Regions from separate parts of the Homo sapiens genome. Here all the other regions are linked to region 4. The links are chromatin contacts, found by Hi-C or POLR2A ChIA-PET in ENCODE. All regions are on one chromosome and are shown on one strand. Each heading gives the region's core, a stretch centred on a gene start or an enhancer-like site at or near the end of the contact. The rest is flanking DNA. Distances are from core to core; before and after follow the strand shown. Region 1 has its middle 92 kb from the start of UBL3. Region 2 has its middle 79 kb from the start of LINC01066. Region 3 overlaps UBL3 (ubiquitin like 3). Region 4 holds the start of LINC00426 (long intergenic non-protein coding RNA 426).

Region 1 (2,903 bases), core at 80-2,579, 620 kb before region 4:
TGTTGGCCAGGCTAGTCTCAAACTCCTGACCTCAGGCGATCCGCCCGCCTCAGCCTCCCAAAGTGCTGGGATTACAGGCATGAGCCACCACTCCTAGCTCAGGTATTTCTTTATAGCTATGCAAGAATGGACTAATACAAGTTTGATTAGTTTTTATGTGGGGGTATTAATACTCCCACGGAACCACCATTCATTTCAAGATACAGGATATTTTCAGCACCCCAGGAGGTCCTCTCATTCTCTCTCCTGGTCAATAGCATCCCCCACAAAAAGTGGCCATTTTTCTGACTTCATCATCATAGGCTAGTTTTGCCTGTTTATGAACTTTATTTAGAGCTCATACAGTATATATTATTTTACGTCTTCCCTTGAAGTTTTTTCCCTTCAAGTTTCTTCCCTTGAAGCTTCTTTCCTTGAAGTTTTTTCATGTAGCAGTAGTGTGTTATGTCGCTTTGTGATATTTCATTGTATGAACACACACCACCATTTAAAAACCCATTCTGTTGTTAATGGACATTGTGTTGCTTGTAGTTTCTTAATGAAGTGGCTCTCTTGTGCTTGTCTCCAATGGACAGATGCATTCTTCATGCTGGATATTTATCCTGGGGTATAATTGTTACATCAGAGGGTATAAATATACTTTTAGCTTCGGTAGATACTACAAAAGTTTTGTGAAATGATTGTTCAACTTACATTCCACCTAAGAATATCTGAGTATTTCAGTTGCTCTGAATCCTGACACTTGCTATTGTCAGTCCTTTTCATTTTAGCCCTTCTGGCAGGGCTGTAGTGCTATTTCACTTGGTTTTAACATTAAATAGATGAAAATGGCATGCCTATAAAATGGAGTATTGTAGAGCTATAAGCAAATGCGTTTTCAAAGATTTAATATTCTGGGAATATGCTTGTGATATGTAAAGATGAAAATCACATACAAACTCTGTATATAGTACTCTTTTATTTTTATTTTAATGTATACATATTAATAAAGAGGACTAGTGGAAATTCACCAAGATATTAAGAGCTGATTTTGGATAGTGGGATTCATTTTTTTTTCACCTCATACTTTTCTGTAATCATGAGATTACAGTCCTACAATGGAAAAATATCAATTTTAAAAAACAGAAAAAAATTATGTCATATTTTTAAGAGTAGTCTTTGCGTGAGAAAATGAAACTTCAATGTTCAAAGAATAAATGGGACTTCTCTGGGCCTGTTTTATCATCTGTAAAATGGACCTACGTCACGACCACAGAACAGTGCTTGTCACTAAGTAAACAGTCAATAAATGACAGCCTTAAAATACAGAACACTCCCAGGATGGCAAAGGAGGCAGTGCCCTCAGGGGAGTCAGGGGTCAGAGCAAGAAAGTGAAGGTAACTTTCAGAGAGGAGGTCGAGGGCATATGGCAAGTTTCCAATGGAGCCTGACCTCCAGAGGCCAGTGAAGGGTTTCTGGAATGGGGGATGGTGTGTGACAGAAAATGGGAATAGAAAAGGGGATGTCCTGGGCCCACAGAGAGACTCCAGTGAGGACGCTGAGAGGTGACGTGGCTGTCTGCGGTTCCTTGTGGTCTCAGAGCAGATGATAATGGTGAGGTTGCGACAGAGTGCCTGGGGCTTGCCCTCCACTTCTGACAATGAAACTGGGAGAGGAACAGGTTACTCAGAGTGCATGAGGTCCTTTAGAACTCGGAAATATAACTTTAACTGGGTCTGGTGACTTGAACCAAGGTAGCTGGGCACCTGCTTCCTGTCTTCATCACCTCGGTTGGTTTCCAGTTCCACATTAACTGTTCTTATTCCCAGCTTTAGAGTGTGCTCCCTTCTAGGGCATCTGCTCCAAGCCATAGGTGTTCAGATTTAAGGTGGGTGGTATGAGGCCCAGGCATCGATATTGAAAAGTAAAAAATTATAACTCCCTAAGTGATTCTAATGTACAGCCACACTTGAGAACCATGGGATGTATCCCTGCTGTCTTTTGTGTGACCATAACAAATATGTAGTTTTTATTATTTTTCTGTCAACTCTAGCTCATCCCAGGCCTTTCCAACATTATTCTCAGAGGTGTTTGGCACTTATATTCATCCTTGATTTATATATCCAAACTCCCACTTTCTGTTCGTGTCTTTTAAAATTATGAGATTGGAGAGCTGACTTGTAGCCACAATGGTCTCTTTAGATACCTCTTTTCCCTTCATCAGAATAATTTGTGACTATATAGCAGATACTTATTTTTCAGAGATCTGAATACACAGAAGCATCTTCATATTTTATCTCATCTTTTTGTAAGCTTATTTCATAAGGTTTGGAGTAGATGTTGATGCCTAACACTGTCTTCTATGTATATCATGCTTTGAACTGGAAAAAGCGCCAATGAACAGACTACTTCTCAAGAAGTACAGAGCATCGGGCCCCACAATTAGCAAAGTCAGCAGCTCCTCCAATGTATAGATTCAATGGTATTCCTATCAAACTACCAATGACATTCTTCCCAGAACCAGAAAAAAAACTATTTTAAATCCCATATGGAACCAAAAAAGAGCCCCAATATCCAAGGCAATCCTAAGCAAAAAGAACAATGCTGGAGACATCAGAGGCATCATGCCACCTGACTTTAAACTATACTGCAAGGCTACAGTAACCAAAACAGCATGGTACTGGTATAAAAACAGGCACATAGACCAATGGAATGGAATAGAGAGCCCAGAAATGAGGCCACACTCTATGGCCATCTGATCTCCGACAAACCTGACAAAAACAAGCAGTGGGGAAAGGACTCCCTATTCAATAAATGGTGCTGGGATAACTGGCTAGCCATATGCAGAAAACTGAAGCTGGACCCCTTCCTTACACCACAAAAAATCAACTCAAGACGGAATAAAGACTTAAATATAAAACCTG
Region 2 (2,843 bases), core at 40-2,539, 700 kb after region 4:
TATTTAATGCCAGAATCTCTGGCTTCATTTTTGTTATTAATGAACATGAAAGGGGATGTGTCTTGGTCAAGTCCATAGATAAACCAGGGCTGGGCCTTGAGTGTCTTCCTACCTGCAAATCTGAACAGGGTTCTGTTTTGTGACAACAGATCCGTGGGTTCCCATCATACTGTGGATGCAAAGAGGTAAGAGACAGGGAAGGGCAGGCAAGAGAGTCTCCAAGATCCACCTCGAATCATGAAAAGTGAAAGTCTGAGCTTTGAGGGAACACACTCATCTCACTGCCAACCCTGTGGGGAGCTCTGGGCCTATGACTGTGGAGGTGGCATCTGGGCTGGCCCTGATGCTATAAGCCACAGTGGACAGTCAGCATCACCCTTCCACCAGGGCCCCAGTTTCTGAAGACTTACCTGCTGGTTACTGTGCTGGGGATCTGACTCGCCTTGAATCTGCTCTAGGTTTCCATGGTGATTACTTAAACTTTTCATCATCCTTCCTTTAGACCTTGGAGGAGAGCTATGCTCTCTGGTTTCCATGACAACCATTTAACCATGTGTCTCTGTCTGGCTGTTTCAGAAAAGAACTGCTAGAAATCATGCAAATGAACTAGCTGCTCTCTCCTTCCTTTAAGAAAATAAAAATAAAGTGACACACCTGCTTAGAAGTTTCAGATCTCTGCTCATAACAAGAAGGGTGACTGTGTCAAACTGCTGTTTGAGGAAGGTTTATTGCATTGCTTTGACACTTTAAGTGCTCACCCGGAGTCTCAGGCTGACTCTGCTGTCTTAAGCAATTACACTCACCACTTATCCTCCCTCCCCACTGCCTGGCAAATGAAGAGCTGCAAGTTAAAGGCTGTTTACCTTCCTACTGTTTGTTGAAGGAGAAAGGGAAGGACAGGGCCAGAGTGACCAGCCAGTCACCCTACCCAACTAGCCATTCACCACTGTGGAAAGATGCCACAGACAGCATAGTTGTTACCTCCGGTCACTGTCAATAGACTGGCCAGGGGTGGTCCAAGACTCAGATTGCAGCCCCAAATTATGTGGAAATCACACACGTGAGTCATTGGGAAATGACTTGACGCTCTCTATCAGAACTCATGGAAGAAAGAGCAGCCCTTCTTGAGGTCAGGTCTTTGGGCCAGTCAGAGAGCTCAGGAGAAGTAGAAAGATGAGATATCCTGCTTCAGTTTGGACAACTGTCCCCTCCAAATCTCATGTTGAAATTTGATCCCCAATGTTGAGGTAAAGCCCAATGGAAGGTGTTTGGGGCATGGAGGAGGAGCCCTCATGAGTGGCTGTGATGCCATCTTCACAGTAAAGAGTGAGTTCTCACTCAATTAGTTCCTGTGAGATGTGATTATACAAGAGAACCTGGCACTGCCTCCTCTCTCTTGCTTCCTCTCTTGCCATGTGATCTCTGCACACACTGATTCCCCTTTGCCTTCTGCCAAGAGTGGAGGCTGCTTGAGGTCCTCACCAGGAGCAGATGCTGATGCCATGCTTCACATACAACCTGCAGAACTAGGAGCTAAATAAGCCCCTTTTATTAATAAATTATACAACCTCAGTTCTTCCTTTGTAGCAACACAAACAGACTAAGAGAGCACCCTTTCCCCTTCCTGGACACATCCTTGAACTACAGTATAGTGACATGCCCCTAAACCCAGGGTCCCAAGAGGCAGCATGAGCTAAGGCAGCCATGGATAAGCACAGTATTTAAAACATGTTTTGTTTTGTTTTTTTTGAGACGGAGTCTCGCTCTGTCACCCAGGCTGGAGTGCAGTGGCATGATCTCGGCTCACTGCAAGTTCCGCCTCCTGGGTTCACGCCATTCTCCTGCCTCAGCCTCCCGAGCAGCTGGGATTACAGGTGCCTGCCACCATGCCCAGCTAATTTTTTGTATTTTTAGTAGAGACGGGGTTTCACCGTGTTAGCTGGGATGGTCTCGATCTCCTGACCTCGTGATCCACCTGTCTCAGCCTCCCAAAGTGCTGGGATTACAGGCGTGACCCACCGCGCCCAGCCTTAAAACATGTTTTGAAACCGGGTAATATTTAAAGTTCTGGAACTTTCTAACAAAAATAGAGACTTCCCACTAATCTTGAAAATTAAGCAGATCTGTGTTAGAGTTCTATTTGACAAGGGTCTACTGGATGGAGCTGCACTCATCCTTCCAGATTAAGCATACATTCACTCTGGTTGAACTTTTCTATTTATTTATTTTAAAAAAATTTAGAGAGAGGATCTTGCTCTGTTGCCCAGACTAGAGTGCAGTGGCATGATCATAGCTCATTGCAGCCTCAAACTTCTGGGCTCAAGTGATCCTCCTAACTCAGTCTTCCAAGTGGCTGGGACTGCAGGCATGAACAACCACACCCAGCTAATTTGTTTCATTTTTTGTAGGGACACGGTCTTGCTATGATGTTGCCCAGGCTGGTTTTGAACTCTTGGGCTCAAGCTATCCTCCTGCCCAGCCTCCCAAAGTGCTGGGATTATAAGTGTGAGCCACTACACCTGACTGAAACTTCCTAAACAGAAAATTCTTCTCCATGATTCCTGAAAAATATTTGGACTGGTAACTTGTAGTAACATGCACAACACTCAAACAAAACCAATTATCCCTCAACTCATAGCTGAAGTCACACATGATGGAAGAGAGTTCTTATCTAGGGATGAAGGGAGTGGGAAGCTGAAGATTGTTCTTCTACCTTCTTCCTCCAAGGCACTTTCAGTCCCCTTGGACAAGGCAGAAGTCAGCAATCAGAGTAAGCCAGATGGTGTGGAGGGGAGATGGGAGAGGCCCTGATGTGTGTACTGAGGATTTCCTTCATGACCTTC
Region 3 (2,954 bases), core at 277-2,776, 560 kb before region 4:
TTGGGCATGGTGGCACATGCCTGTGGTCCCAACTACTCAGGAGGCTGAGGTGGGAGGATTGTTTGAGCCCATGAGTTCATGGTTGCAGTAAACTGTGTTTGTGCCACTGTACTCCAGGCTGGGTGACTGAGCAAGACCCTGTCTCAAAAAAAAAAAAAAAAAAAAAAAAAAAAGGAACAATGTTGAACTCTGAAAATCTTCTAGGAGTAAAGTTTATAAATTTGGTTACAAGAATCTGTGTAATATTTTTATTGCTTGGAGACATTTGCTATTTCCTTGTTCTTGGATAAACTCTAGGTAGCAGACTGCTGCTATACCTAACTGCTAGGTAAATTAGGGTTATCTATCACCTCTGGATTCAAGATGTGAGACGCAAAAGTTATCCTGCCTGCATACAACAATCCCCCAAAGACAAAAACCATGGCAGTGCTGCCATGCCGTTTCCTCATTATTCCTGGACATTTTGTACTGAGAACTGTTTGATTCCAAGTTTCAGTGCTAAATACTAAACCACCTCAATCTTTAAAGTCACTTTAGGAGGAAAATACATTACCTTCTTGTCTGCGACATTTTATTTATTCTGGAGTAAATAAATAAAAGCATTTTCTAGTTTAGAATCTGAATGTCATTTGGGGAAGTCTACAGTTACCATAGCTTGGTATGCAACACGCGTAAGATGAAAACATAAACTGTAATAACTAAAGCTAAGTTTTTCTGTTTGTTTTGCCTCTTATCTGATGGATAAATGGGCAGCAGAACCTTCGAATTTTTTAAATGAATTAAGCCATTCAGGTTTGCTCCAATGTTTTAATCACTGCTTAGTCCCTGCTCTACTTGGTAGGGGAGGGGTACAGGGTTATGATGATAAAGCCGGCTGAGGTGATGGAAATAAGAATGGGTCAGGGGAGGAACAGGAAAGAGACCAGAGGCAAAATAGCTGAAATGTATTAGAAAGGAAAGCGTTTCTGGAGGTTTTCTATTTTTTTCAATGTAATCTGTAATCCAACTCTAAAAGCAAAGTAATCATAGATAATTTTTTTAAAATTCCATTTAGCAGAAGATCAATGCTAAAATCCAATTTGTTAAGTGAAATACGTACAAATTCACATGTACATGTGTGCATGCATGTATAAACTTGTGCGTGTGGTAAATCCCTATTCTAATCCCAAACTGGGTCAGCATTCTGACAGATGGGAGAGCAGGGAGCTGGGTAAATGGCAACCAGACATAAACAAGTGCTTTCTCTGTAAGCCAGGAATTCAAAATTAGATTTGATCCAGAGAATGTTTTAAACTTTTGCTTTTATCATTTGAGTTACAGAAAATAACTTATACTAGCCTGAACTGACAGCAAAACTTTATTTTTTAAAATCTGACATAGCTCCTAGTTTAGCAAATTAAGGTGCTTCATTCACAAATTGCATTTAGTCCCCATTTCAAATTCCTGGTATAGAACATATTATATGCAAATGTTCTGTCCTAGAAGCTGCATTACACCAGAATCAGCTCTGCATTTACCCTTAACTGCACCAAGCAGTGAAAAAAGGAAGTTCAGCAGCAAAAGTAGCTAAAAATAAGAAAACAGTCATACTCTAACATTCACATATACTCACAGGCTTTCTAATTCATGATCAAGAAATCTAAATTTAGACTAACTAAGTAAAAAGATACTATCACACACATCCTTTTCAGTCAGGAAGAGAAAGTTAATATGTGCAAAGCCTTCAAAACACAGGAATTCAGAGACACTTAACATCAATTATTTAAACGACTACTAATCTTTTACAGAGCAAAGGAAAAAGAAAACTGTTTAGGTCACTTGATCAGAAGTACACAAATAACTATTTTCTTCCTTTTCCTTCCAATAAAAAAGGAAGATGAAAACTAATAATTTCTCAAATTAAGGCCAATCAATCACCTGACAAATTTTTCTCTGTTTAAGAACTATTTTTAAATGTTAAGGAAGTTTTTCCAGCCTTTCAAAAAAGTGTTTGTTTCCTTATTTTTAAAGTTCTGACTTCACATAATACGCCTATCACAAGTGTGCTTGCACTTCACCTTAGTGGCCAATGTATAACAGCTTGTATATTTTGATAGCAAATTGAGACTTAATTCATTTTAGTTTAAGACTAAAAAACCCAGAACTCTAAGAATACTGTCTCAGACAGAATTTAAAAAGACCTTTCCCATGCGTTCTCCCCTTCACAATGTTCACAAGACAAAAACCACTTTAACACTAATCACATTCTGAAATGTTAATTTTTCAATTGCTAAAAGATAGCAGCATCTTTACATGCTTTATATCTGTGTGTTTGATAATATTAGGTAATTGCTGCTAATTTTTAAGGTGTGATAAGAGTATTATGGTTGTTTTAAAAATAATCACTATATATTACATATCTGGGAATATTTATGAAAGATGTGGAATTTGATTCAAAATAATTTAGAAGGAGCAAGTAGAGCAAGTACAAATACAGATAAAACATTACTGTCTATGAGGTGACAACTGTTGAAGCTGAGATATGGATACATGGAAGTTTTATTATAATATTCTCTCTACTTCTGTATGTTTGAAATTTTTCATGAAAGTTAAAATAAAAGTGCTTAGAAAATCCCACCTAAGTGACTCTCTAAATATAATCTGAGAGAGTTAAACCCCATGTTTAGCTTTGGGACAGAAAAGGAGAACTATGAAGCGTAAAACGAAAGGCAAAGGCCAAGTAAGGTGATTTTGTTGCATTTACCCTTAACCACATCAAGGCTATCCATATCAGAAATCCTGGGATAAAGAAAGATGCTCAGAGTTCAAAAGAAACAGTTACCTGTGAATACAACATTTGGCCAAGTCCATAAACTAAGGAGATTGTTACAATGGTACTTCTACAAAGCTGGAAAAAAATTAACCTACCAATCACAGGACTAGAAGATTTAATACAATAAAGCAGTTATACTTTC
Region 4 (2,829 bases), core at 146-2,645:
ACTGTTTGCTTTCAGGAAGAAAACGTTATATCAGGAAGGTATGTTTGAAGAAAAGAACTATATAACAGCGATCCACAATACACCTGTTCATTTGTAGCATAATAGTTACACCTGCTCCCTGGGGCTTTTTTGAGATTTCAGTCTTTGGTGTAAGACACACATACACACATGTGCACACACAATGGTAAGCATGCATGCTCTTCAGCTTCAACCCTCAGTGCGCAGTAAAATAAAAAATATAGTTGAATCATCTGTCTCAGCCCCAGCTAGAGCCCACGTCTTCCAACATGAATTTTAAAATACCTTTTTGCCTTTTAAAATATGCTGTAGAGGCCGGGCGCGGTGGCTCACGCCTGTAATCCCAGCACTTTGGGAGGTCAAGGCAGGCAGATCACGAGGTCAGGAGATGGAGACCATCCTGGCTAACAAGGTGAAACCCCGTCTCTACTAAAAATACAAAAAAGATTAGCTGGGCGTGGTGGCAGGTGCCTGTTGTCCCAGCTACTCAGGAGGCTGAGGCAGGAGAATGGCGTGAACCCGGGAGGCGGAGCTTGCAGTGAGCCGAGATCGCGCCACTGCACTCCAGCCGGGGCAACAGAGCGAGATTCCATCTCAAAAAAAAAAAAAATGCTGTAGATGAGTTTTAGTTTATCCGGGTCCTTTGTAATTAATCTCTGCATTCATCATAATTGGAAGAAAAGCTCAAAGTAAGAAAATAGCTTTCCTCCAAGTTTATTGCAATCAGAGAAAAATACAATTTAAATGTTTTTGTTTCCCATTTCTGTTCCTTACATGCATTGTCTAGAGTGGTTCCTGGTCTATAAGCCAGTGGGTTGAGATACCTGACCAGACCACCTTTTCAACCCAGTTCTTTCTCCTCTTTGTATTTCTCCCATACAATACAGTATTGAATATTTCATAACCTATGGGTGTATGTTTTTGGCAATGTGGCTAAGTCAGGCAGCATTGAGGACTGTCCTGGTGACAGTCCGGTGCAGCCCTCACCCAGGCTCCCACATTCACACCCCTCCACTCTCCAGTGGGCTGTGTAAGTTAACGGCAAATAAATGGCCCAGAATGGCTTCCTGTTAGAGAAAAAAAGGGACAAAGACTTCTGCCCTTAAAACTCTGGTAACAAAAGTAATCTAGTGGAAATCAACATTACTAGGAATATCCTATGATTTTGGTGGTGTTGAGTTCAAAGACAGCATGGCCGAATTGTGACCATCCACCCAGTCACATGAGGCAAAAACCCAGGCCCTACCTGTGTCCTGACCTCCAGCTTCCTCCCCACGGCCAGTTGGTTAGAACGTGTAGGGAGTGTACCTCTCCCAGCCGTGGAATCCCCTCACCATCTTCACCCCTTCCCCACCTTCAAAGACTTTCATGGCCGAGTGTGGTCTGACCACACTTGATCCAAAGCCCTTCCTCTGAGCTCTCAGCTCCACGTCACAACCTCGTGACCACGTGCCTCTCACTGTCATGTGCTTAGATATGTGTGTGTGTGTCCACCTCACCACACACTGTGAGATCCTTGAGGGCACGTTGTCTCTTTCATTTCTGTGTCTCCAGTGCCTAAAATGGAAAGTGCTCACTTACTAAATAAATATACAATATAAAAAATAATTTTTATCCCTTGTCCCATTTGAGATGGAAAATGAGTAAAGTTTACAAGTATTAATATAGTCAGCATCCCACTAAGACCACACAGACACTGAGATGAGCAGAGGATGCTGAGGAGCAAATGCAAAATAAACTATGAGAACTGTGACAGCTTCCAGTGCTCTTCATTATAAATATCAGCAATTGCTAATATCCAATAACATGTCACACACTCTACATTAAATCATCACAAGTCTCTAAGGCAGGTGTTAGTTTTCTCTTTGTACAGCCCAAGAAGCTGAGACAAGAGTCACACAACCAGCCAATAGAGAGAAAAGATTCAAACCCGGAGACCTTCTGTCTCTAATCCCACCCTCCTCCCACTGTCTCCTGCTGCCTCTCTGTTTCAAAGCTTGGCTCTGAGACTATGAGCACTGCCAAAATTTTACAACAGTTTGCGTATGTCATGGTCTGCAAAAGCTGTGGATGGCACTGTGGTGGCAGCCTCAATAGAAGGCTGAGACTACTTACCAGAGGGAGGATTTCCTGAGCTCCGATCACACCTGCTCTTTGTTCTCTCTCTGTCTGTCTCTCTGTGTGTGTCTCTCTCTCTCTCTCTCTCTCTCTCTCTCTCTCTCTCTCTCTCTCTCAATACAGACAGGGTCTCACTCTATTGCTCATGCTGGAGTGCAGTGGCGTGATCATAGCTCACTGCAGCCTCAAAGTCCTGGGCTCAAGTGATCCTCCTGCTTCAGTCTCCTGAGTAGCTGGGACTACAGGCATGCACCACCAGGCCTGGCTAATTTATTTATTTTTATTTTAATTTTGTAGAGACAAGGTCTCGTCCCTTCCCCAGACTGATCTCGAACCCCTGGGCTCAGGAGATCCTCCCACCTCGGCCTCCCAAAGTGCTGGGATTACAGATGTGAGCCACCACTCCTGGCCCACACCTACTCTTTATCCTCAACCCACACCCCCAGGCTCAAACTCAAAAGGAAGGAGCAAACCCTAGAAGCTGCGTAAAACACACCTTGACCTAAAATGTGCTCATGACCAGGCAACTTGACTACATATTCTCCTCGACCTACGGTGGAGTGACATCCCTATAAAAGCCATTGTAAATTGAAAATATTGAAAGTCTAAAATGCTTTGAATACACCTAACCTATCGAATATCAGAGCTCAGCCTCGCCTCCCTTAAACGTGCTCAGAACACTTACATTAGCTT

Evidence for each region. A loop is a pair of places that touch in the nucleus more often than their neighbours do. ChIA-PET counts read pairs that join two places held with the same protein, here RNA polymerase II (POLR2A). Pooled maps may share reads with other maps.
Region 1: a map with no recorded cell type shows a loop between it and region 4 (19-fold over the local background). The contact joins the enhancer-like site here to the promoter of LINC00426 in region 4. A Hi-C loop is called at or near these places in 5 of 37 single-sample maps with no recorded cell type and 4 of 50 pooled maps.
Region 2: a pooled map shows a loop between it and region 4 (17-fold over the local background). The contact joins the enhancer-like site here to the promoter of LINC00426 in region 4. A Hi-C loop is called at or near these places in 3 of 37 single-sample maps with no recorded cell type and 5 of 50 pooled maps.
Region 3: a map with no recorded cell type shows a loop between it and region 4 (7-fold over the local background). The contact joins the enhancer-like site here to the promoter of LINC00426 in region 4. A Hi-C loop is called at or near these places in 5 of 37 single-sample maps with no recorded cell type and 5 of 50 pooled maps. POLR2A ChIA-PET finds 5 or more read pairs at or near these places in 2 of 52 experiments (Panc1 and activated CD8-positive, alpha-beta memory T cell).

What each region holds. Positions count from the first base shown.
Region 1 is chr13:29,757,387-29,760,289 of GRCh38, forward strand. No RefSeq gene overlaps it. Among named protein-coding and RNA genes, the nearest start is that of UBL3, 92 kb to the right of the region's middle. RefSeq lists an enhancer at 1,685-1,734. Within about 2 kb of position 1,330, at least 5 of the 41 ENCODE cell types and tissues checked have a DNase peak (open chromatin) inside an H3K27ac peak, as active enhancers do.
Region 2 is chr13:31,073,587-31,076,429 of GRCh38, forward strand. No RefSeq gene overlaps it. Among named protein-coding and RNA genes, the nearest start is that of LINC01066, 79 kb to the left of the region's middle. Within about 2 kb of position 1,290, at least 4 of the 41 ENCODE cell types and tissues checked have a DNase peak (open chromatin) inside an H3K27ac peak, as active enhancers do.
Region 3 is chr13:29,816,610-29,819,563 of GRCh38, forward strand. The region is part of intron 1 of UBL3 (ubiquitin like 3); the gene reads right to left. Among named protein-coding and RNA genes, the nearest start is that of UBL3, 33 kb to the right of the region's middle. Within about 2 kb of position 1,527, at least 2 of the 41 ENCODE cell types and tissues checked have a DNase peak (open chromatin) inside an H3K27ac peak, as active enhancers do.
Region 4 is chr13:30,372,519-30,375,347 of GRCh38, forward strand. It overlaps LINC00426 (long intergenic non-protein coding RNA 426), which reads right to left and starts at 1,396. Exons shown (of 5, transcript NR_024464.2): 1 at 1,265-1,396.